5 separate regions of the Homo sapiens genome follow, and regions 2, 3, 4 and 5 are each linked to region 1. Evidence: chromatin contacts called from ENCODE Hi-C or POLR2A ChIA-PET data. All regions are on one chromosome and are shown on one strand. The core of a region is the stretch at or near the end of the contact, and the rest is flanking DNA. Distances in the headings are between cores, read along the strand shown.

Region 1 (5,614 bases), core at 2,311-4,810:
GTAAGTGCTTTTTAATGTCCGTCTCCCATTTTCCAGATGAGGAAACCTCAGTATAGAGGGGTTAGCTGACTGACCCAGGGTCAACAGCTAGTGACTGACAGCTTCAAATGAAGATCTAACTCCAAAGTGCTTTATATGAACCCTCCTCAGCCTCCTTAGCCCCTTCATCTTTGCATCTCATAAGAATGTGAGGATTCAAAGTAATAATGTACATACAATGTTTAGCACAGTGCCTGGCAGCAACTGCTCAGTCCTTAGCTGTTATTATTACACCCTTTCTCTTGCTACCCACTCCTCCATCCCTGCAACTTGCTTCTGCCCTCACTATTCAGCAGGGTCACCCATGACTTCCCTAGTGCTAGATCCAGTAGGCATACTCAGCCTCAATCCTGTTGGACCTCCCAGAAGTATGCGACACTCTTGGGAAACACACTTTTCCCTTCATTTCCATGCCCCCCACCTTCCTGGTTGTCTTACCTAGTTTTCTGTTCACTCCTCATCCTAGGATCCGTCTATCCTTTCTCTAGACCAGCATTTCTCAACTTCAGCACTACTGACATTTCGGGCTGGCTAATTCCGTTGTGGGGCTGTCCTGTGCATTTAGACTGTTAGCATATGCTTACTAGATGCCAGTAGCATTCTCCACCCTCACCCTCAAGTTGTAACAACTAAAAATCTCTCCAGACATCTCCAAATGTCCTGTGAGGGACAAAGTTGCCCCGAGCTGAGACCACTCAGATTCATTTCATAGGCAGGTCACCCGCCCTCTTGGCTTCAGTAACATCTTACAGCTGATAAGTCCTATTGCACGTTCTGCACAAGAGCTCTCAACTGCAGCCCACGTTCTGAACGGCTGCCCTGACGGCTCCTTTTTTTTGAGACAGAATCTCACTGTCGCCAGGCTGGAGTGCAGTGGCGCTCTTGGCTCACTGCAATCTCCGCCTCCCGGTTCAAGCGATTCTCCTGCCTCAGCCTCCCGAATAGCTGGGACTACAGGTGCACGCCACCACGCCCAGCTAATTTTTGATTAATTTTAGAGACAGGGTTTCACCATGTTGGCCAAGATGGTCTCGATCTCTTGACCTCGTGATCCACCCACCTTGGTCTCCCAAAATGCTGGGATTACAGGCGTGAGCCCAGCCGACGGCTCCTCTTAAACTCCACCTGTCCTAAACTGAACCCTCCTTCCCCATCTCTCTGCAGCCTCCTCCTTTGATCTCTGATGTAAATGAATGGCACCAACCCCAAAAGTGGGAGTCTTTAACTCCAACGTCTCTTACCTCCCACATCAGTTCATCATTAACATCTGTCAAGTCTATCTCTTTAAATCTCTCTTGAACAAGTCCACTTCTCTCCACTCCCACTGCACTACCTCTGCCCAAGGTCATGGTCTTTACAGCCTTCCTTGCTGGTGGTAGCAAGGTGTCTCCCTGCCCTCTAGTCATTCCCTCTGTTTCCTTCCTTGCAGTGTAAGTTACCAGTCATGATGAATTTCCTTCACTTCCTACAAAACTCCAAGTTCTCTTGCACCTTTGGATTTTTGTCCACGTTAATCTCTCTCCCTAGAATATCTGCATTGCTCCCCACCCCACCCTGGAGTGACTAAGGTAAACACATTTTAACTCCTCTTAAAAAACAAAACCAAAAACCCTTTCCTGGTAGACACTAAGGCTTTATCAGGTGCAACCACAGCTCATGTTAGCCCCTCCATAAGCATTTGTCACACCCCACTATTGCGTGTTTGTCACTTTCTCCACCTGACTGCCAACTGTGAGAACAAGTTTTATCCTGCTCACCTTTCTAACCCCAACACCTGGCGCAGAGTAGGCCCTCAAGAAGTATTTGCTGAAAAAAATTAAGATTTAGTGAATAAACTACTAATCACTGGCTTGTTCATTTCCATCATGAAAATGGCTCACGGCCATTCCTGCCCCAGGGCTCACAGTCCAGGGTAGGAGGGAAGAGGGGAGGGCCACATGTAAACAATTATTTACTGCACAAGAGTCTAGCCCTTTCATGATAAAAGCAACCTTGAGCTTGGACCAGGCTAGCAATTATTAATTTTCCCTTCTTTCACAATTCCTAAATTTCATTCACTCTTCTCCCTTTTATTGATGAGGAAATTGAGCTAAGAGAGCATCTTACATCATAAATAAGAAAACACTTGCTGTTCTTGTCTTCTTAGTCAAGGCCTGGCAAACTCCTATCCAACCTTTGAAACCCATCTCAAGTATCATTCACTCCCTTAATGAAGTCCTCCCAGAATACTCAAGGGCTTACTTCAGATTCCACACCCTCAGTTTATACACATCTCTCATTGTGTTTCGTATTACATCTACGTATGTGACACTCTATTGAAACAGACTGTAAATTCCTCGAGGAAGGGACATTATTCATTCAGGCATTTTCATATCTACCATGCACCGGACACAGTGCATCTTCGAAGGGTAAGGGGAGACTGTGCTCAGCCAGCAGGGATAACATGTACTTGGGCATAATGGTTAAGAGCAGAGGTTCTACACTCAGACTCCTTGAGAGCGAATTCAAGCCCCAATATTTACTAGTTGTGTTAACTCTGAACAAACTAACCTCAGTTTCCTGTGTAAAACAAAGACAGTAATAGTAACAACCTGATAGCATTGTGTGGACAATAAATGGTTCACCACCATAAAATGCCTACAACTGTGCCTGGCACATAGCAAGAGCTCTACATGTGTTAGGCATTCTCCTAAATGTCTGTTTCCCCACGAGGCTAACGAGGGCTCCAGTGAATTACTATGGCGCTCACCATCATCACTAACGAGGATTAAGTCTCCGGGTTAGAGAGGCACATGTAAACAAATACTCACATACAAGATTTTGGGTGTCCTAACAGCCTTTCCAACCCTAAAATAGCATTCACTTCCATGCTAGAGTGAAAGGAAATTTTAGTCTTTTATTTCGTTTTCCTGTAATCGCAGAGCATCTTACGCTGCCAACTCAAACCCAGCAGCAGCCGGGTCTGTTCCTCAGCCCGTCCTCTTGCATCTCTCAGGGATGTCTCTGCACCCAAACACCATGTCCCACACAGAACCCTTCCCAATACACGCCTCCGGCTCCCTTCTTCTCGTCCTCGTGGCTAGAGCGTCCGCCACTCTTCTCTTGCTTATTCAGGTGATCTCCAGGGATGAGGCCATGACCCCCGTTTCACAGACGAAGAAACCGAAGCTCACAAAGAAAAAGTGCGCGGGGTTCAAGCCAAGAGCCTGGACCGGAGACCCGAGTCTACTGACCCAAGGGGAGAGCAGGAAACAGGGAGAAGGCAGGAGCCAGGCGGGGCGACCGGCTCGCGACCCCACACTCTCACCGTCCCCCTCTCCCCGCCCCTGCGCCATGGCCGCCTCTCCGCGACAACCCGCAGAGCCTGGACCACACTCCGACACATAACTCCCACTAAACTCCAGACGTCGGTACCCGCCTTGCCCAGGCCGGGCTCAAGTACCTGAGATCGCCGCCGCTGAAGCTGCCGCCATCTCGCGTCGCCTCTGCTGCGTCGAGCCGCCCGCGGCCATTCCACTCCCTCCTTGGGCCCGCCTCTCCCATTCGAATTCCCCGGTGCCCCGCCCCCTCTCCCAGGTTCCACCAATCAAGACTACGCGCCGCCGGAAGCTGCTGCGTGTGGGTCGCCACTATCCCGCCTTCCAGCGCTCGCCTCCGGGTCCCCAAGAAAAGGTTCCCCTGGTCAGGACGCATGCGCGCGCGTGGGCCGCGCAGCCGTTGATGTCTGGAAGCGCGCTGCGATACAAACCCCTACGCAGGGATGTTGGCGACGGTGGCCGCTGGGGGAGCTGCTCAGCGCCGCCCGGCACTGGGCTCCCTTTCCCTTTACTTTCTGCAGTTTCTTGCCTCCGTGGGTGGTTGGCGCGTCTGCGGAGCCAGGGTCGTTGTGTGGATCGTGGGACTGCAGCCCCAGCCAAAGGGCTATCACGTCTGGTCGGTTCTGTAGATCTGGGCCCCAGGGGCTGGACTCTGGGCAGTCACGTTGCAGTCGCTGCCTGCTGGGCCCAAGGCCACTGTAGGTCCCCTCGCGTCCGTGTCAGCCCAGGAGAGCAGCTTGGATGTTCCTGTCTTTATAACTTGGCACTCAGCACGTCGGCGAAGCGTGGAAAACGCTTAGTCTGTGATTCAGTCCCACTCACCCACGGTTCCGGTTCCCAGTCCTTAAGAGTACAGCAGTCCGTTGAGTAGCTCTCTGTCCTTTCTGAAGGGTTGGCTAGGGACGGTCATTCCACTTTTGAGCACCAGGTAGGTAGGGCCCAGGTTTAGACATTATGTTCCACCCTGTTGAACAACAAAACAAAACACGGGCCGGGCGCGGTGGCTCAGTCCTGTAATCCCAGCACTTTGGGAGGCTGAGGCGGGAGGCTCACCTGAGGTGAGGAGCTCGAGACCAGCCTGGCCAACATGGCGAAACCCCGTCTCTACTAAAAACACAAAAATTAGCCGGGGATGGTGGCACGCCTGTAGTCCTAGCTACTCGGGAGGCTGAGGCAGGAGAATCGCTTGAACCCGGGAGGTGTAGGTTGCAATGAGCCGAGATGGTGCCACCGCACTCCAGCCACGGCGCCAGAGTGAGACTCCGTCTCAAAACAAAAAACACAAATCTTAGATCAGTGTTTCTGAAACGTTTTGCCTTGGGATCCCACTACAGTTTTTAAAAATGAGGCCTCCAAAGATGTTTTGTGTATATGAGGGTTTTTGTTTTTTTGTTTTTGAGACGGGGTTTCACTTCCATCTCCCAGGCTAGAGTGCAGTGGCTCAATCTCGGTTCACTCCAACCTCTGCCTCTTGGGTTCAAGTGATTCTCCTGCCTCAGCCTCCCGAGTAGCTGGGATTACAGGTGTGCACCACCACGCTCAGCTAATTTTTGTATTTTTATGGAGACAGGGTTTCACCATGTTGGCCAGGCTGGTCTCAAACTCCTGACCTCAAGTGATCCACCCGCCTTGGCCTCCCAAAGTGCTGGGATTACAGGTGTGAACCACCAGGCCTGGCCGTATATACTGTGTGTGAAGTGAAACTAAATTAAAGTTGACATTAATGAATTTAAAAATTACAGTAAAAAACCCATAGACATAAAAAGGACATCTAAGTAGTGGTTGCCAGGGGATGGTGAGGGGCTGAGGAGCTGGCACTACAGCAATAGATATAACGAGTTTCTTTTGGGGGTGATGGAAATATTAAATATTTTGGAATGAAGTAGTGATGATGGCTGCGTAACGTAATAAACATACTAAAAACCAGAGAGGTGTGCACTTTTTTTTTTTGAGACATAGTCTCTCTCTGTTGCTCAGGCTGGAGTGCAGTGGCGCAATCTCAGCTCACCGTAACCTCCGCCTCCTGGGTTCAAGCAATTCTCCTGCCTCAGCCTCCCGAGTAGCTGGGATTACAGGCATGCACCACCGTGCATGGCTGATTTTGTGTTTTTAGTAGAGACGGGGTTTCTCCATGTTGGTCAGGCTGGTCTTGAACTCATGACCTCAGGTGATCCATCCGCCTCGGCCTCCCAAAGTGCTGGGATTACAGACGTGAGCTACCAAGCCCTGCCTAGACCTCCATCTCTTTTTTTTTTTGA
Region 2 (5,614 bases), core at 582-3,081, 1.3 Mb before region 1:
AGTGCTGGCTCTGGATTAAGATAACCTACATTAATGTATAATTCCAGGGCTGGGCATCGTGGCTCACGCCTGTAATCCCAGCACTTTGGGAGGCCGAGGTGGGTGAATCACGAGGTTAAGAGGTCAAAACCATCCTGGCCAACATGGTGAAACTTCGTCTCTACTAAAAATACAAAAATTAGCTGGGTGTGGTGGCGCACAACTGTAGTCCCAGCTACTCAGGAGGTTGAGGCAGGAGAATCGCTTGAATCCGGGAGGCAGAGATCGCAGTGAGCCAAGATGGCGCCACTGCACTCCAGCCTGGCAACAGAGAGCGATTCCATCTCAAACAAACAAACAAAAAAAAATACACAAAATTCCAGCTCCCTACTTCCTAGCTATGTGTAACTGAGCAAGTTATTCCATCTTTCTGAGCCTCAGTCTCTTCATCTGTGAAAAGGGATAACAGCTGGGCACAGTGGCTCATGCCAGTAATCCCAACACTCTGAGAGGGTGAGGTGGGAGGATCACTTGAGCCTAGAAGGTCTAGGCTTCAGTGAGCTGTCATCGTGCCACGGCAATCCCACCTGGGTGACAGAGCGAGATCCTGTCTCAAAAAAAAAAAAAAAAAAAAAGACAAAAGGGATAATAGTACCAACCTTAGAAGGTGAATTAATGCCTCCAAAATTTTTAGCAGCGCACCTGACAATTAGCAGAGCATTCAATAAATGAGTAAGGCAACCACTACGTGTCTGGCCCTATGCTGTGTTGTTGCCGGGTACAGAGGACACAGTGATGAATCACAAGAAGTGCTGCCCTCCAGAAGTTCCCAGTATGATGGAGGAAGACAGAGAGAGAAAATTACAACATAATGTTACAAAAACTATGACTGAGGTAGGAAAAAAATGTTGCAGGAACATAGAGAAGGGAACCACTCACTTTGCCTGAAGGGGAATCAAGGATGACATCACAAAGGATATGAAGCTAAGAGGATGAGTAGGAGCTAGGCAGGCAAACAAGGAGAAAGGGAAGAAAAAGCATTCCAAGCAAAGGGCACAGGTGGTAAAGGGCGTGTGGTCTTCAGAGGGCACAGTGTGTTCTGGCCTGGCAATGCCCTTTCCTAGTGTTGGCTAGAAACTGGAGAGGTCACAAAAATGAATGCCACCCTAAGGAGTTTGGGGTTAATTTTGAAAATGAGAGAAGGCAGCAGAACTTTAGGAAAGGGAAGCCTGTTGTTTCTGGAAGGTCTTCTCTCTGCGGATGGCTGCCAGGGACAAATGGAAAAAGAAGACGCAGAGACAAGAGAGGGTGAGGAAGCAGCGTTAGCAAGAAAAAGGAATGAAGCCTAAGACTGGGCAAGGAAGTGGAATGGGAACAATCCTGGTGAAGGCCTGAGCGGTGGGTTTGTAGGCGTCGCTCGGCATAATTCAAGGTCAACAGCCTCCCACAACCCGGCTGGTTTCTCAGCGCCCGGAACGCGGCGTTCTTTCCTCAAGCCCCGCCCCTCCTCCTCTCCACTCCCAGCCCCCGGATCTTGGCCTCACTGACAGCCTGTCCTCAGGCCCCGCCCCACCCCCTGGCCCTGAGCTCCGCCCCGCCCCCAGCCCTGGGCCCCGCCCTCACGCCAGGTGCTATCCGGTCGCCGGCACAGGTACGTTTCTCCGATCTCCACCGTGACTTCCGGCTCGCCGCGCGCCGGGGTCGGCGGAGAGACGCGGCCCGGGGATGGGGCGGTCCCCTCAGCGGCCGCATTCTCCCCGGGCCCGGGCTCGCCCTCCCCCGCGACCCCTGAAGTCCCCGCCGCAACCGCCGCAGCAGCTCCCTGTGCCGCCATCGCGGGAAGGGAAGTGACGCCAGAATCGGACGCCACGCAGTTCTTTTGGCTCCGGGTCAGCAGTGCGTGGGGCGGGCTCCTCAAGGTTTGAGGGCGGGGTCTGTGATGTAGCAGGAGCCGATTGGCTTCTGTGGCCGTCCCCGCGGCCCCGCGAGTTGGATGTTGAGTGTGCGGCAGTCTTGGAGCTCCTGGTTTTCCGTGCGGACCTGTGGCTGCAGCCTATGGGTGAGGAGAGGAGACAGACTTACCTCATGCGATGACTCAACTCAACCTTTTTTTAATTTATTTATTTATTTATTTATTTATTTATTTTGAGACGGAATCATGCTCTGTCGCCCAGGCTGGAGTGCAGAGGCGCGATCTCGGCTCACTGCAACCTCCGCCTCCGGGTTCAAGCGATTCCTCTGCCTCAGCCTCCCGGGTAGCTGGGACTGCAGGCGCGCGCCACCACGCCCATCTAATTTTTGTATTTTTAGTAGAGACGGGGTTTCACCATGTTGTCCAGGATAGTCTTGATCTCTTGACCTCGTGATCTGCCAGCCTCAACCTCCCAAAGTGCTGGGATTATAGGCGTGAGCCACCGTGCCCGGCCAGCTGAACCTTTTTAAAGGCCCTGGTACCTGCGGAAGCCAAGATGTGCCAATTTTCAGCGGGCGCTGCCCCCACTTTAACAGGGCAGAGCCAGAGCGGCCGCCCTGGTGGCCTGGAGCCGCACACTCGCGCTGGCCTAATGTCGCTCCCCGCCCCCCCCCCTTTTTTTTTTTTGAGATGGAGTCTCGCTCTGTCGCCCAGGCTGGAGTGCAGTGACGCGATCTCGGCTCACTGCAGCCTCCGCCTCCCGGGTTCAAGCGATTCTCCTGCCTCAGCCTCCTGAATAGCTGGGATTACAATCGCGCGCCACCACGCCCGGCTATTTTTTGTATTTTTAGTAGAGAGAGGGCTTCACCCTGTTGGCCAGGCTGGTCTCGAACTCCTGACCTCAGGTGATCCGCCCGCCTCGGCCTCCCAAAGTGCTAGGGTTACAGGCGTGAGCCACCGTGCCCAGCCAGTGCCCCATTTTTGAAGGTTGAAGAGACTACTTCCCCTATTTGGGATACAGTTGGTGCGGGGAAAGCAGAACGGGTGTGTCCAGGGACAGGCCATAATTCACCCTCACAGGATAAAGTCTAAAGAAAGGACGAGTTGGGCGGGGCGTGGTGGCTCACGCCTGTAATCTCAGCACTTTGAGAGGCCGAGGCGGGCGGAGATCGAGACCATCCTGGCTAACACCGTGAAACTCCGTCTCTACTAAAAATACAAAATTTAGCCGGGCGTGGTGGCACGCACCTGTAGTCCCAGCTACTCGGGAGGCTGAGGCAGGAGAATCGCTTGAACCCGGGAGGCGGAGGTTGCAGTGAGCCGAGATCCCGCCATTGCACTCCAGCCTGGGGACCAAGAGCCAGACTCCATCTCAAAAAAAATAAAAAGGCCGGGTGCGGTGGTTCACGCCTGTAATCCCAGCACTTTGGGAGGCCTAGGCGGGTGGATCACGAGGTCAGAAGATCGAGACTATTCTGGCTAACACGATGAAACTCCGTCTCTACTAAAAAAAAATACAAAACAATTAGCCGGGCGTGGTGGCGGGCCCCTGTAGTCCCAGCTACTCGGGAGGCTGAGGCAGGAGAATGGTGTGAACCCGGGAGGTGGAGCTTGCAGTGAGCTGAGATCACGCCACTGCACTGAGGGTTCTGTGAGAGTCAGTAAAGGTTAAAGCCATTTATATGTGTATGGTCCAACCATACACAATCGGCCCTCCATATCCGCATGTCCCACCTTTGGAGATTGAACGAAGAGCGGGTTGAAAATACAGTGTTGAGGTATGGTGGCTCACACCTGTAATCTCGCACTTCAGGAATCCAAGCAGGAGGATCGCTTCAGGCCAGGAGTTCAAGACCAGCCTGGGCAGCATAGAGACCTCCTTTCTACTAAAAATTTGGGGGAAAAAAAAAATTAGCTGGGCCTCGGGGCCCGCACCTGTAGTCCCACCTACTCAGGAGGCTGAGGCAGAGGGATCGCTTAAACCCAGGAGGTCGAGGCTGAGTGAGCTATAATCCCTCCACTGCACTCCAGCTTGGGTGACAGAGACCCTGTCTCAAAAAAAAAGGGGGGAAAGAAAAGGAGGCTGGGCGCAGTGGCTCACTCCTGTAATCCCACCACTTTGGGAGGCCGAGGCAGGCAGATCACCTGAGGTCGGGAGTTCGAGACCAGCCTGACCAACATGGAGAAACCCCATCTCTACTAAAAATACAAAATTAGCCAGGCGTGGTGGCCGCATGCCTGTAATCCCAGCTACTCGGGAGGCTGAGGCAGGAGAACCGCTTGAACCTGGGAGGCAGAGGTTGTGGTGAGCTGAGATTGTGCCATTGCACTCCAGCCTGGGCAACAAGAGTGAAACTCTGCCTCAAAAAAAAAAAAAAAAAGACTGGGCGCGGTGGCTCACACCTGTAATCCCAGCACTTTGGGAGGCCGAAGCAGGTGGATTACTTGAGGTCAGGAGTTCAAAACCAGCTTGGCCCACATTGTGAAACCCCGTCTCTACTGAAAATACAAAACAGTCAGGGGTGGTGGCGTGTGCCTGTAATCCCAGCTACTTGGGAGGCTGAGGCAGGAGAACTGCTTGAACCCAGGAGGTGGAGGTTGCAGTGAGCCGAGATCGCGCCACTGCACTCCAACCTGGCCGACACAACAAGACTCCATCTCAAAAAAGAAAAAGAAAAAAGAGGGAGGAAGGGAGGAAAAGAAAAGGAAAGGAAAGGAAATATTGTAAGGATGCAGAACCCACAGATCTGAAGAGCTGACTTCATATCTGCTGTTTGGCAGGGCCAACTGTAGGACTTGAGCGCCTGCAGATTTCGGTATTCACAGGCGGTCCTGGAACCAATCCCCAGCAGTTAAGCATGTATAACTATCAATCATATAACTATGTAACGGTTGAACTATCCGTCTTAGCAATATACAAGTGTATTGCAAAGTGCCAGACCGGGTAGGTACTCAGTAAACATTCCCTTTGGCTATTCTCTGAATCTTGTTTGATTTATAATGTGGTTATTGGGCTTGGAAACAATTCTGAGAGGAGTGGAATGCTCAGGGCCTGCGGATGGGTCTCTCAGAGGTTACAAATCAAGAAACATCCGACAGGCATGGTGGCTCATGCCTGTAATCCTGGCACTTTGGGAGGCTGAGGTGGATGGATCACGAGGTTGGGAGTTCGAGACCAGCCTGGCCAACGTGGTGAAACCCCATCTCTACTAAAAATAGAAAAATTAGCTGGGTGTGGTGGCACGCGCCTGTAATCCCAGCTACTCGGGAGGCTGAGGCAGGAGAATCGCTTGAACCTGGGGTTGGGGGGGGGTGGGGCGGAGGTTGCAGTGAGCGAAGATCCAGCCACTGCACTCCAGCCTGAGCAACAGATTGAGACTCCGTTTAAAAAAACAAAACGAAACAAAACAAACAAAAAAACAATGTAGGTGCTCCACCCAGATCCTCTGGGAGTTCTTGCTGTTTCTGTGTGCCCAGATTACCTTTGATGTGCTTTCAAAGACCCACACCAGCACCTGAGGCTCTTCTTAAAAAACCATCCTTAGGTTAATAGAGCTGTTCACTTTCCCAACTGACTTTAACCAGTGACTGCCAAGTGGAGAAATTAATCAGTAACTCTGAGGTTTAGCTCTCTTACCTTCAACCCTGAGGCATAATTGACTGGTTCTGGGCTTTTGCCTGAGGTCACATCCTTGCTTGGCTTCCTCCCCTTCCCCTTCCTAC
Region 3 (5,614 bases), core at 2,115-4,614, 1.2 Mb before region 1:
TGACCTCTCTGATCTTACTTCCTCTTACTGTTCCCTTCCTCTGCCCATCCACACTGGTCTCCTTACCCCTCCCTAGACAAAGCACACTCTCAGCTTAAGCCTTTGCATTCACTTTTCCTTCTACCTAGAATGCTCATTCCCAGCAAACACCTTTAAGTCTCTTGTTCAGATGTTACCTTCTGAATGAAGCTTCCTCCACCTGCTTTCAACTGCAACTCTACCTCCTCCAGCATGCTTAGTCCCTCTTCCCCTGCTCTTTTTTCCTTAATGCTTATTATGTTCTAAATAATTCACTTATTTATTATGGTGATTGTCTACACCAGAAGGGAAGTTCCATGAGGACAGGGATCACTGGTTCACTGCTGTATCCTAAACAGTTCCAAAAAGGTCTGGCACACAGTAGGCACCCAATATGTAACTGCTGAATGCTTGCTGAATGCCAACCTCGCTGCCTACACCACAGCTCCTACGCCTAGAGATGAACATGTTGCCTGGGCGAAACAGGTGCAACAGGCCCACATGGACCCTCAACCACTCATGCCAATCACCACCACAGGCTTCCCCAGAAACACTGGTTCTGGGGCATCTGCTCTGCCTTGCCCCTTCTTCTGAGGCCTTAAATATGCTCATTCCTTGGAGTTCCTTTTCCAGAGATACATCTGCTTTCCTGGTTCCAGCTTCACCCTTCCAAGATGCCCAAGCTGCTCCATCTTCAATCTGGGGTCCCTGCTGAGCCCTGGGCCCAACTACTCCAACCCTGACCTCCTGGTATCCTCCTCACTGGGGACCCAGAGAGGGCCAGTCAGATCACTGCAAATCTCCTTACTAAGATATCACCCCAGGGGCCGCGCGCGGTGGCTCATGCCTATAATCATAGCACTTTGCGAGGCCAAAGCAGGTGGATCAGTTGAGATCAGGAGTTCGAGACCAGCCTGGCCAACAAGGTGAAACCTCATTTCTACCAAAAATATAAAAAATTAGCCAGGTGTGGTGGTGCACACCTGTAATCCCAGCTACTCGTGAGGCTGAGGCAGGAGAATCGCTTGAAGGAGGTGGAGGTTGCAGTGAGCCAAGATTGTGCCACTGTACTCCAGCCTGAGGGACAGAGTGAGACTCCATCTCAAAAAAATAATAATAATTAAAAAAATAAGATATCACACCAGGGGAGTTCCTCTTCAGTGTTGCCCCAAGGAAGTTCCTCTTCCTGACTTCTTGAATTCCACCTGTGGGACTAAGGATGTCCCTGTCACATAGATAGGAAACCTGCCAGTCATTTATGACTTCTCACTCTCCTTCCCTGGGCAGCGCCGTTAGCCACCAGGTCCCACGTGAGTAATGTCTTTATCCCCTATTGAACCCTAACTCCTCATCTTGACTCCCAGAAAACATGTGTCCCAGCTGGGCATGGTGGCTCACGCCTGTAATTCAGCACTTTGGGAGGCCGAGGCAGGAGGGTCACCTGAGGTCAGGAGTTCGAAACCAGCCTGGCCAACATGGTGAAGCCCAGTCTCTACTAAAACTACAAAAATTAGCTGGGCATGGGGGTGTCCGCCTGTAATCCCAGCTATTCAGGAGGCTGAGGCAAAAAAAGAAAAGAAAACATGTGTCCCACAGCCAAGACTAGGTCTTGTCTGGGGTCACAGTAACTTCCTATTGAATGGAAGAAAATAAAGCAGGGTGTTATAACCGGACTGAGCATCAGGAGACCTGGCTTCCTGACCTTGAGCAAGTTCTTTCTCTCTCTGAGCTCAGTTTCCCCATTTGGAAAAGTCATCCAATTGGACTCCATGATCTCTGCAGGCCCTTCCTTCATACACCTGTCATCTAATACTTCATGAAACATTTGCTGAAATGTCCTCATTTCTGAGAAAAAAAACCCACCTGGGTTTTTCTCATTCTTGTGTTGACGGAGTTATAGTTCTCATCAGCTTCCTCCTTCTGGGGCTCTATGGCTGTGGGAAGACACAGGGGTATTGGGGGTACTTGTCTCCATAGGATTTTTAGGGAAATATAATTTATCATAAAATGACTAAGGCTGAGCCTCTAAGAGGAGAAAGTAAGTTTATTTTTCTTTGCATTACATCACTGAGTTCCCATAGGTATGCAGAGGCCACCTAACAAAACTCCATCTCCCTGCCCAAAGAATGCCCAGTGGGCAGCGATAACTGTGTAAGTAAATGGTTTCATTGTAAATAAAAGAACCTGAGAGGCGGACTTGTGCTGTGGAGAGTACAATGGCCTGGAGGCCAGGAGACAGATGCTAGACCCAGGCCTGCTGTGTGACCTGGATATATCACTGGCTTCTCTGGGCCACACACTCCCCAGATATACCAACAACAGGGCAGGATCAGAGGGAAGGATCTGTCTGAGGTCCCAGGAGCTCACCCTTCAGCTGCAGGCGGATCTCCCTCCCCAGCTGTTTGATCTCATCGCGCAGGTTCTGCAGCTCCTGCTTCATGCCTGAATAAGAGAAGGCCAAGACTCCCAAACAGCAGCCCCCACCTCAACAAACCACTCTGGCCACCACCTGCGTGGAACTACAACCCCCACAATCCCTGGGGCGGAGCATGCGCCCTGCAGCCGGGGTTTCACTCACTCTCCTCGGGAAGGGGCGTGGCCAGGATGGTGACCTGCTGTTTCTCCAACTCCTGGACTTTATTCCCCAGTTTGACAATAGTCTGCCGAATTGTCCGGACCTGGGGAGGGTGACCGAGAGGGCTGAAAGAGATATGGGGTACTCCAGACCACGCTACTCCTCGGGTCCTCCTACACCCTCGCGAATCCAGGCGGAGACCCCAGCCCCTTACCTTGTGGAAGAACTCCTCGTCCGGGCTCCCCAGCCGTGCCGTGCCCGGGTGCACCACCAGCGCGACCCGCTCCTTGTCCTCTTCGTCCGAGCTGTCATCCCCCTGCCAGGCCCGGAGTCATTGGCACCACCGTTTCGCTGCGGCTCTTACCCCGCAGGACCCACAGGCTTCCGGGACTTTCCTTCCTGGCCATCAGCCACCCCTCCCTATCCCGAAGACCAGAAGTCCTGCGTTCCAGTTCGTCCGCCCGTCCCCATCCCCGCTGCCCTGGCGTCTCACCTGTCTCAGCTCGTGGGTCCTGTCCCGCATGGCGGCCTGAGCTCTCCCTCCCCGGCGCCAGAGCCGGGAGGCCCTCAAATTTGGAATTCCCGTACCCCGCTCACACTCTGACACTCCCCTCCCTCCCCCTGCGGACCCCAACACCCCCACGAGCCGCCAGAGGCTCCGTCCCTTGCACCGCCCACAGTCAATGGGAAGGCGCCGACCCCGGGGACCCCCCAAGGTTCCACAGGTTGGAATTCCCTTTTCTTCCCCGCTCCAGCTCCCGCAGCCTCAGCCCCGCCCCTCCGTGATAAATTCGGGGCATGCGCACATGGTCGCGTCTCTTCCTTGCCCGAGGCTGGGAAGGTGGAGTCGGAAGTTGTTGCGCCCCGAGCGGAAGCGGAGATGCCTGGACGCGAGAACTTGCTACCGTCACCGGAACCGTTGCATCTTCCAACGGAAATCTGGTTGCCAAAAGGGGTAGGAATACGTCATTTGTACGTAATCCGAGACACCCGCATCTCACATCACCCCATGGTGCCCCCACCGCGTCACGTGACCAGCCCGGTCCCAAACTCGTGGACCGCAGAATGTGACCCTGTGACTGTCACGTGTCCCGGCTCTGTCACCGCCGTCTCTGGGACGCCGTTCTCATCACGACGTCCCCGGCACCCCAACGACCGAGCGACGCCCACACGGCCCCCGCGAGGTGGGGAGGGGCGCGCCGACCACCCCCAGAGGCCTTTCGAGGCAGTGGGTGGTAGGACCCTTGCTGACCTCGCCTTTATTGCTTTCGGGTCCAGGGCGTGGGCGGACTGACGACTTAGCATTTGGGGCTGTCAGCATCATGGGACCTTGAAAATCGGGAAATAATAGGATCCGAGTCGTCAGCGTCAGAAAATTGCAGGGTTGTGTGGGCAGGGAATCTGGGGGTGGGAAGTGACCTCAGCCAAGGCAGAAATCTCTTCTTCCGCATCCTTCTGGCGCAGCCTCTGACAGGTGGGCGGCCAGCCGGCGCCCTCCTTGAACACTGCAGCCCGGCTGCACTCACCACCTTGTGAGCCGTCAGACCATGTCAGGGCAGCTCAGGCTAAGAAAAGTGTTTGTATTGATCACGCTGCCTCCCTGCCACTCACACCCCCCAGCCCCTGCCTTGCATCTGAGGCCAGGTAATGACTTTGTTCTTAACTGAATCTGGGGAGTTCCTAGCCCAGTACCAAGAACATTACGGGCCCTCTATAAATACTTGTGGACAGAATTTCAGGCTTTCATGTATCTGAGGATAAAGCCCCTGGTTCCTTGGTCTTCTTTAGGCTTCAGGCTTTCTGACTGTGACACTTCTCTAATCCTGGCTATCTAGATATTCACTCATTTTTTATTTTTAAAAATTTTTACGAGATGCGGTCTCACTATGTTGTCCAAGCTGGTCTCTAACTCCTGGGCTTAAGCAATCCTTCTGCCTCAGCTTCCCAAAGTGCTGGGATTACAGGCATGCACCACCATGCACAGCAACATTCAGTCATTTAATGGATATTTTTTGGGCACATAGTATGGGCCAAACACTGTTCTAGGGCTGGAGATACATCAAGGACTAATAGACAAAAATTCCTGCACTCGTGGAACTTATATTCTCTAGAAGGAGTCCCCAAGGTCACTCAGCAAGTCTCAGCATAGCCGGGAATGAATAACAGGTCTCCTGGACCCCAGGGCTCTGTCCAGGAAGCTTCTGTGAAGGTACAAGCAAGGAAAGGAATGGACCCTTTCTGCTATGCCCTGGTCAGGAAACCTAGATTCCTGGGACTGAGTTGCTATGGACTTCTGGAAATCGCTTCCTGTCTCTAAGTGTGGATCTCCCTCTGCACAGTGGGTAACTGTAGGGGGATGGGGAGATCATCTTTATGGGTATCGGCTGCTCTAAACTTCAGTGATGATGAGGTTGGAAACTGTCAAGTGCTGTGTGATTCTATGTGAGGAGTTTTGGCTCTTCTCCTCTTCCTGTTAAAACCCAGCTCAGGCAGGGTGTGGTGGCTCATGCCTGTAATCCCAGCACTTTGGGAGGCTGAGGCAGGCAGATCACCTGAGGCCAGGAGTTGGAGACCAGCCTGGCCAACATGGCGAAACCCTGTCTCTACAAACATACAAAAATTAGCCAGGCATGATGGCAGGTGCCTGTAATCCCAGCTACTTGGGAGGCTGAGACAGGAGGATTGCTTGAACATGGGAGGTGGAGGTTACAGTGAGCTGAGATCACGCCATTGCACTCCAGCCTAGGTGACAGAGTAAGACTCTGTCTCAAAAACAAAACAAAACAAAAAAAAAAAACCCAGCTAGTAGGAGAGTGGTGCCCTGATGAACCCACAGAGGGAATGCAGGGTTTTTCCGGAGGCCAAGCCCTGCCCAGTGGTGTCCCCTGGAGATGATAAGGAAAGATTCTCTGCTCCTGGGTCTTTCATGTCAGCCTCTGCCTCTTCAGTCACTGCTGCTTGCCTCCTGCATCTTTTGTCCCCTGCCACCCGACCCCCTTCCCCCTCCTACTCTGTGTCTCT
Region 4 (5,614 bases), core at 1,241-3,740, 1.1 Mb before region 1:
TGAATGAAGGGAAGAAATGAACGAGTGAACAAACAGCCACTCCACAGTACAGGCTGGGAGGCAGTCACCAGCCATTCCAAGAAGGTATTGGGAAGGGTGGGCAGAGCCCAAAGGTGGGGGCAGAACTCACGGCAGTGCACTGCCGGAGCAGGCACGACTGCTTCATGCGCCCGGGCCCCCCGAACTTCTTCATGTCTCGGCAGAAGTGGCAATCCCCGCACTCAGTTCGCACACAGGCCCGGCAGCGGCGGCAGCGGGTTCGGCGTCGGCGCGCTCCGGCCCCCGGCCCCCGGCTGCTCGACGACATTGGGGGCGTCAGCAACGCCGAGGGCTGTAGGTGGATGGTGGCAGGGTCAGATGGGCCCACTGGGGCCCTGGCCTGGGAGACCCCTGACAGGTCCCTCCACCTACAGGCAGCTAGAGCCTGCCCTCTTCCTCAGGGGGACAAGGAGGTCACCCCCTTCTGTGTATCTGGGGGCCAATCCTCTACTCAAGGCCTGTCTCCCTGCAGCAGCTCAAGAGGAGCCCAAGAACTGCTTCCTGGCCTCGCTCCTCTACCGCCTCCTCAGGGTCCCTTCCCTAGCCCAGGGAGCAGGAGGGGACACCGAGGCCCTCTCCTCTGCCATCCCCACACCGGAGCTCCTTGGAAAGGCCAGGCACTCCTTGTCCGTGGTGTTAGCTTGGAGAGATCCCAACTCTTCCCCTGTTATCCGAGTGTAGAATATCCCAGGCTCTCCCCAACCTCAATCTGGGGTAAACTGCCCAGATTCACCTCCCAGATACCCAGAGATTCCTAGACGGAAGCTCCGGACTTTTCCTCCCCCCCGCCCCACCAACCTTTTCATCCACAGCAGCCATCCAATCTCTCTTCCCCTCAACCCAGTTATCCTCACCAGATCCAGCGAGATCCTTGCCCCCAAGTCCCTAACGATCTCCTCTGCCCACTAACTCCCCAGAGCTCTGACAGCCCTGGAGATGCTTCTTCAGAGACCCTTCTCAGCCCAAGATCTCAGCCCCTCTTGTTCCCCACAGGGTTCCCTCCTCCAGGACACCCTCCTCTTGGATCCCTCAGGTCCACCTGGGCAATCTCCCAAATTCCTTGGGATTCTAGAATCCAGCCTGACATCTTCCCAGAACTGAGGATGGGCTCAGTCCTAGGACCCCCAGCTTCCCGGGCTGCTTTCATCCCTAATCATCTAGAATCCCTTGGGCTCCCCCTCCCATGGAAACCAGATCCTCCAAGATCCCATGTGGAATTAGAAGCCTGGAGGGTCTCTTCCCAGTCAGTCTTACCCCAGATTCCCCCTTTCCGGGGACTTTCATACCCATCCATGGGGCTAAGGGGCCCTCCAGCGCTCCAGGGGAGGGGCCTGGAGGGCGGCGACTGCAGGCGGGGGTGGGGGCTTTCAAGGGGAAGCAGGGTCTAGGAAGGAGGGCCAGTTCCCCAGGGTGGAGAGGTCATAGGAAGGAGGGCTGGAGATGAGTTTGGAGTAGAGAGAGGGTGAGGCTGGGGGCGGGGAAGGTAGAGAGAGGCCGGGCTGAGGATGAATGGGAGTGGGCGCTGCCCAGGTCTGGGGGTGAGGAGGAGCCGCATGAACCCACCTCACACGTGTCCCGGGAGCCATCTCTCCCTTCTCGGCAGCTCCCGGCGGGTCGGCGGCCATCGGCGGCGGGGGGGCCGGGCGGCGCGGGGCGCGGAACGCTCAGAACGCCGGGGTCCACGGCCCCCCGAGGGCGCTCGGCCCCTCCCTCCGGCGGAGGCCGGGACGGCGGCGAGTGGAGATGGGGGGCGCCGGGGGCGAGGCCCTCCCACGGGCTGCGGCGCGGCCCTTCCAGGGGGAGGTCCTGCTCTGGGAGGCTCAGTCCCTCAGCCCCCCCAGGCCAACGGGGGCTCCTTGGGCGCAGGGTGCTCAGCTTCTGCCCGGGGCCCACTCAGTCCCGGGTCCGAGTCCCAGCTCCCCTCCCCCCACCCCGCCCCGCCTCTCCCCAGCGCCCCTGGCCCTTTAACTGGCCCCTTCCCGGACCCCACTGCCCAGGGGTCCAGTGCCAGGCCTGGGCCCCCCCCACCGTTTCCGGGGTTCAAGCCCGCCCACCGCCGGTTCCCGGGGAGGGGGGGGTCGCTGTAACCTGCCCCCCTCCCCTGGGCCCGCCCCTGGACTGCGACCCCCTGCCCTACGGCTGCGAGGCGAGCGGAGGGGGAGGTGAAGGAAGCTGCTCCGGCCCCGCCCCCCCCAGCCCGCGCGCACCCCCGACCTCTCCCCCTCCCCCAAGCGCGCGACCCTCGGGAGATAGGGATTTAAATAAAATTTGAATAAATCCCCCTCCTCAAGCGGGAGGGTGGAAGGAAAGGATAGAGGGGGAGAGGGAAAGGGGAAGGGGGCAGTTGGGGTGTCTCAGCCCCCCTGGTCCCCCAGCCCCGCGCTGCTACGGCCCGGGGCCCTGGCCGCCTCTCTCATCCCTCCTCAGCTCCTTCCTCCTTCCTCCTCTCTTCCCCCCTCCCCTCCCCTCCCTCCTCCTTCCCTCCTCCTCCTCCTCCTCCCCCTCTTTACTCCCTCCTTCTCCCAGAGGAACCCCGCCCCCTTCCCCCTCCTTCCTCCACCACCTCCACTTTCCAGGACGAACGCACGCAGGGCTCGACGGGAGTTGTAGTCCTGCGGCCACTGATGCTACGGGGGAACAATAGGACGCTGGGGACAGCGGGAACTACAAACAGGACGGCGGAGGGCGTGCCCAGCCGGGAGCCGAGGATGCCGGGAGTTAGAGTCCCGTTGCCCCGAGGCTCCCAGTTGCAGAACATCGAGAAGGAGAGGGAACGATGACTACAAACAAGATGGCCTTCTCCCCCGACCCGACCTCCTTCCCAGGCACTCACACGCCCTCCTGTCCACAACCCTCCGCGTGTGTGGTACCTGACGGGAGTCGCAGTCCATCTGCTGCCTTCCCGCTGCCATTTCTACTCGTCAGGAACAATGGAAAGGTGAAAAGGAAAGAGGACTACAAGCAAGATGGCGGAAGAGGGACATACACCTGACTAGTAGTCGATCTTACGAGGTGCGATGGGATTAGTAGTTTTATAGCCTTCCAGTGTTCCTTAAGAATGGCGGAACCAGGAGGACGAGGAGACTACCGTAAAGATGGCAGGCTACCTAGCCTCTCCCGGTCTCCGCTTTCCACCACCTTGGGCACCTCGCCCGCCTGTGGTCTCGAAATCCCCCCCACCAGTGGCGCACGGCCTGACGGGAGTTGCAGTCTCCCGGCTCCCGTCTATCATCTCAAGTCGAGACAATGGAAGGGGATGGGGCGGGGCCACCGGCAAAGATGGCGGCTGCAGGGCCGGGGCGACTGCGACATGGGATGTGTAGTCCAGGCGTCTGGCCTCTTCCCTGCGGAAATGAGGGAGAGGACTACGAAAAAGATGGCGACCTCGCCCCTCGACCTCTGCGCCGGTGCCTGCTGGGAAATGTAGTTCCTTGCCGAGTCCAACAGAGAAAGGACGTCGCTGTTGAAATGTGAATCCCGGCGGACACGCCAAATTGCGAGGCGACGGAAACGGAAAGACTCTTTTCTCCTCTCTCCGCCACCGGCTTCTGAACAGCCTGGCGGGAAATGTAGTCCCAAGCTTTCACTCGCGAGTGGAGGGGAAGGATTTATGTCACCAGTGGGGATCAGTGCGGGTGGGGGAGAAAAACGTCGGGCGATCCGGGAATAAAGAATGTCCGCCTCTCCATGGGGCGAGGACTTCGCGTTTCAGGGGAGGGCCCTTAAAGGAAGGCAGCAGGAATCAGTCTTGTCGAACAGGGGGGCGTGGTTCTCGTCGAGAGTGCATTCACACTCTTGTTCCCTAGAAAGCCTGGGCACCTCCCACTCGATTCCTGCTCCTCAGACCTCCGGGAATCAGTGTCTTACAAGACGTGCGGGCTCCGGGGAAAAGGACCTGGAGTCACAGCGAATCCCCGCCCCGCCCCGGGAAGCCACCAAACCTTGCTTTTTCTCATCTGCAAAATGGGGACAATGGGGATAATGATCCCCACCTCGAAGCACAGTTGTGAGTGTTAAACAAGCCAATGTTCTTGTCACCAAAGTGCCCAACTCTGGCACGGGGCACGCGGTGGTAGATCCCTTTCTAAGGTCCCTTCCAGCCCAGCCGTTCTGGGAGCCCAGGAATCCATGATGCCGGACAGAGTTCGCTCCTGTGAGAAGAAAACTGACCCGCAGGCTCCTCCCAGATTGAACCGACCCCCGCCCCTCCTCATCGGGGTCCTCCAGCGTCTGTTACCGAGCACTGCTCCCAGGGGGCGCTCAATCTCCATTCGACTGAGGTACTACAAACACGATTTCCGCAACCTGGAGTTGGAGGCATTGCAGGCTGTCCAGCCTCATCCCCTGCCTGATATCCAGTCAGCCTTGGAGGCCTCTGCCTAGACACTTCAACTGCCTATGCAAATGGAACGGCTTCTCATCTTTCTGCCGTTTTTTGGTTTTTTTTGTGTGTGTTTTAAGGTCTTGCTCTGTCACTTGGGTTGGAGTGCAGTTGCAGGATCATAGTTTGCTGCAGCCTCGACCTCCTGGGCTTAAGCGATCCTCCTCCCTCAGCCTTGTGAATACCTGGGACTTCAGGCACGCGCCACTACACCCAGCTAATTTTTAAACTATAATTTTTTTTTGTTCAGACGAAGTCTCGCTATGTTGCCCAGGCTGGTCTCGAACTCCTGGCCACAAGTGTGCCTCCCGCCTTGGCCTCCCTAAGTGTTGGGATTATAGGTGTGAGCCAGCAGCCATACCCCTCTTCTCAATCTTCCTTCTCCCCTGGAAAACCTGCTCACTTCTGACCCCAAGACAGCCCCCTCCCCTTCCCTCTGTCTTCTGTGTTTGGCAGACCAGCCCCAGCGAGGACTTGTTGGTTGTGGTTTTTCTATCAGGGAAGTCAATGGCTGGCCAGTGTAGTGTGAAGTCCCAGCTTGGCAGAGACTTGCCCAAGGCTGGATAGGAGGCTTCTTTGCCGCTCAGGCTTTATCAGTCAGGAAATCCTTAGCCCTCCCTAGAGGATTGGCTGTCCCCTCTATCCTCACTGCTTGAATTTGGTGTTGCATGATTGATTTCTACCCTGTTCCCTCTGCTTGAGGGCTATCCTCCCCATGCCCATCTCACTTCTCCACCAAGTTCACTGTTCATCATTTACAGGTCTCTATTTATGTATTTATTATTTATTTTTCTACTTTCCCACTTTTCTAAAAGGTCTCTATTTAAATGCCACTGTCAATCCCAGCACTTTGGGAGGCCTAGGCGGGCGGATCATGAAGTCAAGAGTTCGAGACCAGCAATGGCCAGTATGGTGAAACCCTGTCTCTCCTAAAAATACAAAAATTAGCCGGGCATGGTGGAATGTGCCTGTAATCCCACCTACTCGAGAGGCTGAGGCAGCAGAATTGCTTGAACCCGGGAGGTGGAGGTTACAGTGAGCTGAGATCGTGCCACTGCACTCCATCCTGGACGACAGAGTGAGACTCTGTCTCAAACCAATCAATCAATCAATCAATCACTGTCCTGGCCAGTTGCAGTGGCTCACGCCTATAATCCCAACACTTCGGGAGGCCAAGGTGAGAGGATAACTTGA
Region 5 (5,614 bases), core at 1,634-4,133, 1.1 Mb before region 1:
CCTGCCCCAGCCCCGACCCCAGTCCTCCCCCTGGGTGTACTCGAACCGGTGATCTAAGCCCTGAGCCCAGGTCCCTGAAACCTCAGCCCCAGGCCTCCTCTAAACCCTAGCGCCTGCTGTTTCTCACAACTCACCCGCTCACTCGTTACCTGACACCGGAGCCCTGCCCTTCCCCGCCAAGGCCGCTCCCCTCCCGGACCCGGGGGTGGCGGAAACCCAGACCCCCAGCTCCCAATCCCTCTGACTCCTGCGCCCCTCAGCGACCCGGCGTCCGGTCCCTCAGCCCCTTACCCAGACTTCCCTCCCTCCGGCTCATGCTGGCCCCTGGCTGATCCCGGCTCCCTTCACGCCCCCCTTTCGAGGGGGGAGAAAGGGGAAAGGGCTGGGGGCGTGGCCCGGGCGCAGCCAATCAGAGCCCAGACCCCAAACATTTCATCCTACCCCCCCTTTTGAGACAGGATTCCTTGGCCCTGAGCTCAGCTCCTCGTCCGTGGGGCCTAGTGGGGGAAGGGGCCCGAGGGGGAAGGCAAGTTGTCTGCCGGGTGGACAGGACCTCGGGGCTGGGGGTGTCAGGGCCTGGGAGGCAGCCCAATGTTCTGCCGCGGGCTCAGGCTTGGACCTGAGGCAGCGGCTGCTTTGGGTGTAAAGCTGAGGAGACAGGAGAGGGAACTGCCGGACTGGCAGGACAGGAATGCGCAGGCCCTCTCTCTAGTCTGGGGCGCGGCTTGCGAGGGAGGCTACGATGGGGGCCGTCAGGCTTGGGGCATGTTTGTCCAGACATACATCTCCTGGCCTATCTTAGATGGCTTCCAATCTCATTGTCACACCCACCAGGAGGGAGACAGATACACTGCTCTCCTCTTCTTAGCAGGCCTAGTAACAATCACACCCCGCCCCCCACCCCCAGGAGAACAAGCTACAGAGACCTGGACAGGAAGTCACACCCATACGTCAACCCCATTAACCTGGTGTAGACGGAAAGGAAGGCACATAGGGATGATCCATACTTGGTTTCTGGCCCCCGCGAGGGGCTCGCGGTCTGTCGAGGAAGCCCATAGACAACAGAAGCTAATGGGGTTTGTGAATGAAGACGAGGAGGCCCGTGTGTGTGTGCGCTTGCGTGTGTCTGCGTGTGTGCGTGCATGCGGACGTGTGTGCGTGTGAGCATGCGTGTGTGCGAGTGGATTTGTGTGCGTGTGAGTGTGCAGGTGTGCGCGTGTGTGCATGTGCGCGTGCATGTGTGTGCGTGTGTTCGTGTGAGTGGGTGTGTGTATTGCCGTGAGCAATTGCTGGAATAAAAGAAGAAAGAGTTTAACTGGAGAGGGCACAGCAGATAGAATTGAGCCAGACAATTGGTAGGGCCCACAATCACATGTGTATTAACTGTAAATATTTATTGGGCATTTACCATGTGCTGGGCACTGTTCTAAGAGCCATATGCACATTAACTAACTCCTGTGTTATAGATGCGGAATAGAGAGAAGTGACTTGTCCAGGGTAACACAGTTAGGTGTGGCACAACTGGGATTTTACCTAAGCAGCTTGGCTCAAAAAAATGCTGTCTTAACCATGCTCCTAACCCCTTATACCCTTAACCTCTGGACATGGTCACGCCCAAATTCACAGACACAACAGCCACACCTTGAAACACACACACACACACAACAGCAGCACAAATTTTGACATGGTCTTATCTGCTGACAAGCCAGCCTCAAATAAAGTCAACAAAGACACACTCATTTTATTTAAGTAATGTACATTTTATTTAAGTCATGTGATGGATTTTCACAGAATACATATGCCCAGGGAACCAGCACCAGATTACACAACAGAACTGGATCAGCTCCCAGAAGCTCTCCCCTCGTCCCCTCCCAACCCTAAGGGCGATCACTATCTTGACTTTGGTGCACTATAAATTAGTTTTGTCTGGTTCTGAACGTAATACACCTGGAACCATCTAGTATGTACTGTTGCATTTGGCTTCTGTCACTCAAGATTTCATCATGCGACTTGTCTATGTTGCTGTGTGTAGCCGGGCATGTCAATCCCGTTGCTGTGTCTATGTGCATGGTAGTGAGTAGGGCATCATTCATTTTCCATTCTGTTGATGGGTTATTTCCAGTTTGGGGCTGTTATGAAAGGGCTCTGAACATTCCCATGCACCCTCTTGATGCTCACACCTACACATTTCTGCTGGGTGTTGACAGCCTAGGAGTGGAACTGCTGGATCACAGAGGTGGCATATGTTCGGCTTCATTAGAAAACTGCCAGTTTTCCAAAATGTCTCTACCAATTTACACTCCCCCAGAAATACAAGAGAGGTCCAGTCGCTCTACTTTCTCGCCTCCACACGGTGCGGTCTTTTTCACTTTAGCCATTCTGGTGGTGGAGACCCACTCGTATTCGCAGCGCCTGGAGCGTAATTGGCACTCAGTTAACAAGACTGTTGAATGAATGGATGACTGAGTAAGTTGGGCGGTGTAGACCAACAGCCTGGCGAGGGCGGACACACGCACGCACTCCACACACAGCGTTTCGCGGACACCCACCGCGGCTCACGCAGCGCAGGACACAGACCCTGTCGCGCACCCCGCGCCCACGTGGTCTGAACACACGGCCTCGGCCCTGCCTCGCGCGTCCGGTCGCAACTCCCGCTCTCCGTCCCCAACTCGCGCGTCCGTCCCCAACTCCCGCTCTCGGCGGCGGGCAGGGGGCGCTGAGCGTCCAGGCGCTCCAAGGGGGCGGGCCCGGGTCGGGGCGGGGCCGGCCGGGCTTCCAGGCCTGGGCTCTGGCCGCCCGCGCCACCGGGCCGCTCCGGGGACAGGCCGGGGCGGGGCGCGGCGGCAGGAAACGGGGCGGGGACTTGCGGAGGCGTTGGGGACGAGAGAGGGCGCGGCCAACTCCAGGGGGGACGGCAGGCCGAGAGCGCGGCGCCCGGGCCTGGCGCGGAGCCTGAGCCCGCCGGACGGGAGGCGGCCCCGCCGCGGGCTCGGCCCCGGCCCCAGCCCCGCCAGCATGGCCGGCCGGACTGTACGGGCCGAGACCCGGAGCCGGGCCAAGGATGACATCAAGAAGGTGATGGCGACCATCGAGAAGGTCCGGAGATGGTGAGCGCTGCTCGGGGGCCAGGGACGGGACACAGCGGGACCACCAGCACCAAAGGCGTCTACGCTGCCCTCGCCAGCTCTGGGCCCCGGGTGTTCGGTGTATCTCCACCCACTAGCTTTGCCCTGGATCCACAGGGCTCTGTCCCCGTTCGCCTGGCTACTCCTGGGGGTCTACAAAGCGTGATCCCCAGCCGTGTCCTCCCAGAGCGGGAGCCCCCTCTTGTGCCCCGCCCCCTAAAGCTTTGACACCCCTCCTGCAGGTGCGCCCCAGGATCTGCAGGGCTCTGATCCCGGGCCAGGCCCATAGCCACGCCCCCCATGTGTGCCCCAGGGGTCCGCAGAGCCAGGGCCCCAAATCATATCCTCTCTCTAGAGGCACCCACCGCCTATGCCCTGGGGTTTGCAGGACTCTCTTCCTCCATGTAACTATGCCCCATTAGCAAAACTGTTGCTATCCTCCTGTGCCTCCTCAACCTCTGCAGGTACCCCCAGATGTGTCCAGCTCCTAGGGGGGTGGGTCTCCCCTCAGGCCTCTCTGACCCAGCCCCCCACCCTCCCACAGGGAGAAGCGATGGGTGACTGTGGGCGACACTTCCCTTCGTATCTTCAAGTGGGTGCCAGTGGTGGATCCCCAGGAGGAGGTGAGCAACCCCCATTCCCACAAGGCCCTGCATCTGTGCAACCTCAGGCAAGTTCCTCCCCACGCTGACCTCTACCTCCAGCTCCCCGAGACCTCAGATGCAGCAGGACAGACGGGAACCATCATTAGCAGCTCCTCCCCTTTTGCCCTCTTTTCTGCTCCACACCCCCTGAGTTTGAGCCCTTTTGCTTCTCAGTGCCTCAGTTTCCTTAGGTGTATGGTGGGGCTTTCCAAGAGCTCTGACCCTAATCCTCTAACCCCCAGGAGCGAAGGCGGGCAGGTGGCGGGGCAGAGAGATCCCGTGGCCGGGAACGTCGGGGCAGGGGCGCCAGTCCCCGAGGGGGTGGCCCTCTCATCCTGCTGGATCTTAATGGTAGGTAGGGATCCTGAAACGCGGGGGGCTGTGGGGACTGAAGGAGTGTACTAGGGATCTCAGGCCAACCATCTCGGCTCTTGCTCCCGCAGATGAGAACAGCAACCAGAGTTTCCATTCGGAAGGTTCCCTGCAAAAGGGCACAGAGCCCAGTCCTGGGGGCACCCCCCAGCCCAGCCGCCCTGTGTCACCTGCCGGACCCCCAGAAGGGGTCCCTGAGGAGGCTCAGCCCCCACGGCTGGGCCAAGAGAGAGGTAGGACCAGGTACCTCCCAGGAGCTCTCTCCTCTAAGTCCTGTCTTCTCCAGAGTCTAACCTACCAGCTCATCCCTATACCTGCTCCCCGTCTTGTGCACCCTCCTCAAGGCGCCTTCCGACTCCTGCAGAATCTCCCTGTAGCTACAGTCTCATTCCTCTGGTCTCTTAGAATCTATACAGACATATCACTGTCTGAGATTTTCATGTAAATTAATTTTTTACTAGTTTATCTTTCTCCTCACTCTCATGTCAGTTTCCTGAATGTTGGGCCCATATTGATCCTTTTTTTTTTTTTTTTTTTTTTTTTTTTTTGAGAAAGGGTCTCGCTCTGTCACCCAGGCTGGAGTAGTATAGTGGTGTGATCATAGCTCACTGCAGCCTTGAACTTCCTGGGCTCAAGCGATCCTCCCGCCTCAGCCTCCCAAGTAGCTGGGACCACAGGCATATGCCACCACACCTGGCTAATTTTTGTATTTTTTGTAGAGATAAGGTTTCACCATGTTGCCCAGGCTGGTCTCAAACTCACTTGCTCAAGCAGTCCTCCACCTTCAGCCTCCCAAAGTGCTGGGATTACGGGTGTGAGCCATCACACCCACACCCGGCCCTCCCCCCCCTTTTTTTTAGAGACAAGGTCTCTGTCACCCACGCTGGAGTACTCTGGTGCAATCATAGCTCACTGCAGCCTCAAACTCCTGGGCTCAAGGGATCCTCTGGCCCCAGCCTCCCAAATAGCTGGGACTCAGGTGTGTGCCACCATGCCCAGCCAATTCTTAAATTTTTTGTAGAGGTAGGGTCTCGCTATGTTGCCAAGGTTGGTTTTGAACTCGTGGCCTGAAATGATCCTCCTGTCTCAGCCTCCCAAGGTGCTGGGATTATAGGCGTGAGTCACTGTGCCTGGCCCTATGTGATCTTGTTCACTACTGTATCCTCAGAATAATATGGGACACATAGTAGGTGCTCAGTAAATATCTGTTGAGTGAATAAATAATAGTGATAGTCATAGGGGTGATTAACAATAATAGGAATAACAACAGCTAGTATTTATTGAGCTCTTACTGTGTGCTAGGTGCCCTGGTAAACACTTTACGTGGTTGGGTTTTTTTCTTTTCTCTTTTTCTTTTCTTTGAGAGAGTTTCGCTCTTGCCAAGGCTGGAGTGCGACGGCACAATCTTGGCTCACTGCAACCTTCACCTCCTGGGTTCAGGCAATTCTCCTGCCTCAGCCTCCTGGGTAGCTG

What was found. Hi-C counts contacts between places; a loop is a spot of excess contacts on that map. ChIA-PET counts read pairs that join two places held with the same protein, here RNA polymerase II (POLR2A). Pooled maps may share reads with other maps.
Region 2: a loop to region 1 is called in a pooled map, with 6 times the contacts of the local background. The contact joins the promoter of KAT8 here to the promoter of KIF22 in region 1. A Hi-C loop is called at or near these places in 1 of 37 single-sample maps with no recorded cell type and 4 of 50 pooled maps. POLR2A ChIA-PET finds 5 or more read pairs at or near these places in 1 of 52 experiments (H1).
Region 3: a loop to region 1 is called in a pooled map, with 7 times the contacts of the local background. The contact joins the promoter of STX4 here to the promoter of KIF22 in region 1. A Hi-C loop is called at or near these places in 2 of 50 pooled maps. POLR2A ChIA-PET finds 5 or more read pairs at or near these places in 2 of 52 experiments (HEK293 and HEK293T).
Region 4: a loop to region 1 is called in a pooled map, with 10 times the contacts of the local background. The contact joins the promoter of FBXL19 here to the promoter of KIF22 in region 1. A Hi-C loop is called at or near these places in 3 of 168 maps with a recorded cell type or tissue (CD8-positive, alpha-beta T cell, Right ventricle myocardium superior and naive thymus-derived CD4-positive, alpha-beta T cell) and 11 of 50 pooled maps.
Region 5: a pooled map shows a loop between it and region 1 (6-fold over the local background). The contact joins the promoter of BCL7C here to the promoter of KIF22 in region 1. A Hi-C loop is called at or near these places in 1 of 168 maps with a recorded cell type or tissue (Right ventricle myocardium inferior) and 4 of 50 pooled maps. POLR2A ChIA-PET finds 5 or more read pairs at or near these places in 2 of 52 experiments (HEK293 and HEK293T).

The regions. Positions count from the first base shown.
Region 1 is chr16:29,788,697-29,794,310 of GRCh38, reverse strand. KIF22 (kinesin family member 22) reads right to left here and starts at 3,560. Exons shown (of 14, transcript NM_007317.3): 1 at 3,482-3,560. The coding sequence starts at 3,551. RefSeq lists an enhancer at 3,750-4,149.
Region 2 is chr16:31,113,881-31,119,494 of GRCh38, reverse strand. It overlaps KAT8 (lysine acetyltransferase 8), which reads right to left and starts at 1,831. Exons shown (of 11, transcript NM_032188.3): 1 at 1,603-1,831. The coding sequence starts at 1,813. It also overlaps a transcript of BCKDK not described here. RefSeq lists an enhancer at 1,248-1,367 and silencers at 1,538-1,887, 1,787-2,013.
Region 3 is chr16:31,031,308-31,036,921 of GRCh38, reverse strand. It overlaps STX4 (syntaxin 4), which reads right to left and starts at 3,364. Exons shown (of 11, transcript NM_004604.5): 1 at 3,087-3,364; 2 at 2,808-2,909; 3 at 2,597-2,696; 4 at 2,386-2,460; 5 at 1,882-1,952. The coding sequence starts at 3,116. RefSeq lists enhancers at 2,506-3,016, 3,529-4,040.
Region 4 is chr16:30,920,448-30,926,061 of GRCh38, reverse strand. FBXL19 (F-box and leucine rich repeat protein 19) reads right to left here and starts at 2,490. Exons shown (of 11, transcript NM_001382779.1): 1 at 1,603-2,490; 2 at 131-331. The coding sequence starts at 307. FBXL19-AS1 (FBXL19 antisense RNA 1) reads left to right here and starts at 2,793. Exons shown (of 1, transcript NR_024348.1): 1 at 2,793-5,614. RefSeq lists enhancers at 2,572-2,731, 2,772-2,861, 2,484-3,451, 2,892-3,711, 3,452-4,420.
Region 5 is chr16:30,891,346-30,896,959 of GRCh38, reverse strand. BCL7C (BAF chromatin remodeling complex subunit BCL7C) reads left to right here and starts at 2,883. Exons shown (of 6, transcript NM_004765.4): 1 at 2,883-3,107; 2 at 3,670-3,748; 3 at 4,012-4,120; 4 at 4,213-4,374. The coding sequence starts at 3,016. It overlaps MIR762HG (MIR762 host gene), which reads right to left. Exons shown (of 3, transcript NR_110942.1): 3 at 1,740-2,412. MIR762 (microRNA 762) reads right to left here and starts at 3,057; the gene lies at 2,975-3,057. CTF1 (cardiotrophin 1) reads right to left here and starts at 346. Exons shown (of 3, transcript NM_001330.5): 1 at 292-346. The coding sequence starts at 316. RefSeq lists enhancers at 673-1,176, 1,177-1,682, 3,426-3,755, 3,294-3,926 and a silencer at 2,566-3,045.